2 separate regions of the Homo sapiens genome follow, and region 1 is linked to region 2. A link is an interaction called in ENCODE POLR2A ChIA-PET data of the cell type or tissue named here. Cell type or tissue: OCI-LY7. All regions are shown on one strand.

The links. ChIA-PET counts read pairs that join two places held together with the same protein. Peaks named below come from ENCODE experiments on the same cell type or tissue, not always from the same donor. Only the 100,000 strongest peaks of a DNase experiment are listed, where the experiment ranks them.
Region 1: POLR2A ChIA-PET joins it to region 2 with 5 read pairs; 4 of 35 experiments call an interaction of 5 or more read pairs at or near these places.

The regions. Positions count from the first base shown.
Region 1 is chr20:43,684,210-43,686,709 of GRCh38, reverse strand. The region is part of intron 4 of MYBL2 (MYB proto-oncogene like 2); the gene reads right to left. Among named protein-coding and RNA genes, the nearest start is that of MYBL2, 18 kb to the right of the region's middle. In OCI-LY7, no CTCF peak of the experiment used is centred here; a DNase peak (open chromatin) is centred at 1,409; H3K27ac peaks cover 1,874 bases.
Region 2 is chr20:43,780,939-43,783,438 of GRCh38, reverse strand. All of the region lies in intron 1 of LOC101927200 (a long non-coding RNA gene), which reads right to left. Among named protein-coding and RNA genes, the nearest start is that of GTSF1L, 55 kb to the right of the region's middle. In OCI-LY7, no CTCF peak of the experiment used is centred here; a DNase peak (open chromatin) is centred at 1,098.

The DNA of each region.
Region 1 (2,500 bases), 97 kb after region 2:
GGGGATGCCACCCAGGATGACTTTGTGTAGCCCACAGGGCCTACCTGAGGATCTGACCGCATCCCTCTCATTTATTGCCTGGAATAAATCTAGGCCAAGAATACCAGAGACCCTTTCTAGAGTAGAGATCAAGTGGGGGTAAACAAAGGCGCCAGAGTCCTGCTTCCCTCTCCAGGGCTCAACCCAATAAGCTAAGTAGAAAAGAGCAGAGGGATGAGGAGGAACAACACACACGGAGTCCAAACTAAAGGTGGGAAACAGACTTTCCCACACCAGCCAGGCCCCAGGCTGCCACAAGACCCTCCAGCACTTCCATGGAAATTGGGAGGGCACAGGCTGAGCCATGGTAGCAGGCATCGCGGGCTGACCTAGCCAGACCTGAGTCCCCACCTGCCCTCAGTCAGGCTTCCTAGCTCAGGACACAAACCACAACATACGCAGCCACAAGAGCCAGGCCAGGCCCCACCTACACAACAGACACACGCGTTCTCATGTGCACACAGGCCACAAGAAACTGGGAAGAGTGGATGCTTCTTTTGGCAAAGATTTTGGTGAAGAAATATTTGACTTCACTTCTGTATGGTTTAAATTTTTATAGCAACCACATATCACTTTGATTTTTTTTTTTAAAGATTTTATGTTTTCACTTTTTATTTTTTATTTATTTTTTTTGAGACGAAGTTTTGCTCTTGTTGCCCAGGCTGGAGTGCAATGGCACGATCTTGGCTCACCACAACCTCCGCCTTCCGGGTTCAAGTGATTCTCCTGCCTCAGCCTCCCAAGTAGCTGAGATTACAGGCATGCACCACCATGCCCGGCTAATTTTGTATTTTTAGTAGAGACGGGGTTTCTCCATGTTGATAAGGCTGGTCTTGAACTCCCGACCTCAGGTGATCCGCCCGACTTGGCCTCCCAAAGTGCTGGGATTATAGGCGTGAGCCACCGCCATTTTTTTGAGACAGTGTCTCACTCTGTCGCCCAGGCTGGGGTGCAGTGGGGCGATCTCAGCTCACTGCAACCTCCGTCTCCTGGGTTCAAGCGATTCTCCCGCCTCAGCCTCCTGAGTAGCTGGGATTACAGGCACACCAAGACACCTGGCTAATTTTTGTATTTTTTGGTAGACAGGGTTTCACCATGTTGGCCAGGCTGTTCTCAAATTCCTGGCCACACCCAGCCAAAAAAGTATTTTCAAACTAAATTTTATTTTATTCTTAAGAGACAAGGTCTCAGGCCAGGCCCGGTGGCTCACACCTGTAATCCAAGCACTTTGGGAGGTCGAGGCAGGTGGATCACCTGAGGTCAGGAGTTCAAGACCAGCCTGACCAACATGGCAAAACCCCGTCTCTACTAAAAATGCAAAAATCAGCCAGGCGTGGTAGCATGCACCTGTAATCTCAGCTGCTCCGGAGGCTGAGGCAGGAAAATCGCTTGTCCCTAGGAGGAGGAGGTTGCAATGAGCTGAGATCATGCCACTGCACTCCAGCCTGGGCAACAAGAGCGAAACTCCATCTCAAAAATAAATAAATAAATAAATTTTATTTCATTCTTTTTTTTTTTTTTTTGAGACAGAGTTTCGCTCCTGCTGCCCAGGCTGGAGTACAATGGCGCCATCTCGGCTCACTGCAACCTCCGCCTCCCCACTTCAGGTGATTCTCCTGCCTCAGCCTCCCAAGTAGCTGGGATTACAGGTATGGGTTACCACACCCAGCTCATCTTTGCATTTTTAGTAGAGACGGGGTTTCGCCATGTTGGTCAGGCTGGTCTCAAACTCCTGACATCAGGTGATCCACCCACCCCAGGCTCCCAAAATGCTGGGATTACAGGTGTGAGCCACCACGCCCAGGTGTTTTCTTTTGTGTTTTTTTTTTTTTAAGAGACAGGGTCTCACTCTGTCACCCAGACTGGAGTACAGTGGTGTGATCGTAGCTCACTGTAACCTCGAACTCCTGGGCTCAAGCAATCCTCCCAACTCAGCCTCCCAACTACAGGCACCCCACCACCACGCCGAGTTACTTAAAAATTAATTTTAAGGCGAAGTGCCAGCCATGGCTCATGACTGTAATCCCAGAACTTTGGGAGGCCAAGGCGAGAAGATAGCTTGAGCCCTGTAGTTCAAGACCAGCCTGGAAAACATAGGAAGACCCTGTCTCTACAAATTAAAAAAAAAAAAAAAAAGGCCGGGCACAGTGGCTCACGCTTGTAATCCCAGCACTTTGGGAGGCTGAGGTGGGTAGATCACAAGGTCAGGAGTTCAAGACCAGTCAGGCCAACATGGTGAAACCCTGTCTCTACTAAAAATACAAAAATTAGCCGGGCGTGGTGGCAGGCGCCTGTAATCCCAGCTCCTCAGGAGGCTGAGGCAGAGAATTGCTGGAACCCAGGAGGCGAAGGTTGCAGTAAGCCAAGATCACGCCATTGCACTCCAGCCTGGACGACAGAGCAAGACTCAGTCTCAAAAAAATTAACAAGGAAAAAAAAAAAAAGAACAGGAATGGTGGCT
Region 2 (2,500 bases):
CTGGGCTCAAGCGATTCTCCTGCCTCAGCCTCCCGAGTAGCTGGGACTACAAGCGTGCGCCACCATGCCCAGCTAATTTTTGTATTTTTAGTGGAGACGGGGTTTCATCATGTTGGCCAGGATGGTCTTGATCTCTTGACCTCATGATCTGCCCACCTCAGCCTCCCAAAGTGCTGGGATTACAGATGTGAACCACTGCACCCTGCCTCCTTTACTTTCTTAATAAACTTGCTTTCGTTTTCCTCTGTGGACTCACCCTGAATTCTTTCTTGCACCAGATCCAGGAACCCTCCTTTGGAGTCTAGATCAGAATCCCTTTCCAGTAACCTCTTCCTAGCAAACCTCAAAGGGACAATACTGGAGAGAACCCTGACCCAAAGGAAATAGACTGCAGCACCAATTGGTCGACTTTGGATATCACCTTTTGTTGAAATTTTGGAGTTATGAATGGCCCTCAGCATACCAATGCTGTCTGACTGAGCGCCTCTCTACCCTGGAGACGAGAGACCCTAATAGTTAAGCAGGAATATCGTGGCCCCTATTCAGCCTAAAGAAGCTGCAGAAGATGTACCTTCGTCCCTCTGCAACCCTTAGGATTAAGAATCCCCTTGCAATGGCTGAGCGCAGTGGCTCACACCTGTAATCCCAGCACTTTGGGAGGCCAAGGCAGGTGGGACACCTGAGGTGGGGAGTTCAAGACCAGCCTGACCAACATAGAGAAACCCCGTCTCTACTAAAAATACAAAATCAGCTGGGCGTGGTGGCGCATGCCTGTAATCCCAGCTACTCGGGAGGCTGAGGCAGGAGAATCACTTGAACCTGGGAGGTGGAGGTTGCAGTGAGGTGAGATCGGGCCATTGCGCTCCAGCCGGGGCAACAAGAGTGAAACTCTGTCTCAAAAAAAAAAAAAAAAAAAAAAAATCGCCTTGTAAAATGGAGGGGGTTCCAACCAGAGCGACTCCATCTTGAATAGGAGCTGGGTAAAATGAGGCTGAGACCTGCTGGGCCGCATTCCCAGGAGGTTAGACATTCTTAGTCACAGGATGAGATAGGAGGTTGGCACAAGATACAGGCCACAAAGAGCGGCTGATAAACAGGATGTGGTAAAGAACTAGCTGAAACCCACCAAAAGCAAGAGGGGGATGAAAGTGGCCTCTGGTCATCCTCACTGCTCATTATATGCAAATTATAATATATTAGCATGCTAAAAGACACTCCCACCAACACCATGACAGTTTACAAATGCCATGGCAACATCCAAAAGTTACCCTATATGGTCTAAAAAGAGGAGTAATCCTCGGTTCCAGGAATTGCCTGCCCCTTTCCCGGAAAACTCATGAATAATTCACCTCTTATTTAGCATATGATCAAGAAATAACCATAAAAATAACCAACCAGCAGCCCTCGAGGCTACCCTGCCTATGGAGTAGCCATTCCTTTATTCTTTTACTTTCTTAATAAACTTGATTTCGCTTTAAAAAAAAAAAAAAAGAAGAAGAAGTAGTTAATTGCTACCAGGTACAGTGGCTCATGCCTGTAATCCCAGCAGTATGGGAGGCAGAAACAGGAGGATCCCTTGAGGCCAGGGGTTTGAGACCAGCCTGGCCAATATGGCAGAACCCCATTTTTTACAGAAAAAAAAAAATAGCTGGGTGTGGTGGTGCACGCTTGTAGTCCCAGCTACTCGGGAGACAGGATGCAGGGACCTGGGTTGCAGTGACCACAGTACTTCAACTTGGGTGACAGAGCAAAGTTAATACCATTGGAAATCTACATTACACAGATTAAAATATTGAGATACCATCATTCACCTATCAAATTGGCATTTAAATTAATCTCCAGCATTTGAGAAGGGGCCCCGTGAGGAAAGACCATCCAGAGAGGCCTTTGGGTAGCAACACTTAAGAGCATGGGCTTTGCAATAAGCCTGACTCAGTTAAAAAAAAACCAGCCCCACCACCTGTTAGCTTTGTGGCCCACAGAATGTTATTTCACATCTTTGAGCCTCAGTTCAGATGCCTCTGAAAGTGGCAGTAACTGCAAGGGTAACCAAGATGCTGCATGTAACCACTTAGCAGAACACCTCGTGTAAGTCAGGGCTCAGTAGACTCAGCAACTGTCACTCTTGCCAACGAACATGTGTGCATGGAATGGTGTATTAGTCTGTTTTCACACTGTATAAAGAAATACCCAAAACTGGGTAATTTATAAAGGTAAGAGGTTTAACTGACTCACAGTTTCCCATGGCTGGGGAGGCCTCAGGAAACTTACAATCATGGCAGAAGGGGAAGCAAGCACCTTCTTCACATGGCGGCAGGAGAGAGAATGCTTCAAAGGGGGAACTTCCAAGCACTTTTAAAACCATCAGCTCTCGCGAGAACTCCCTCCTATCACTGGAACAGCATGGGGGAAGCCATCCCTGTGATCCAATCACTTCCTACAGGTCCCTCCCTCAACATGTGGGGATCATGGGGATTACAATTCGAGATGAGATTTGGGT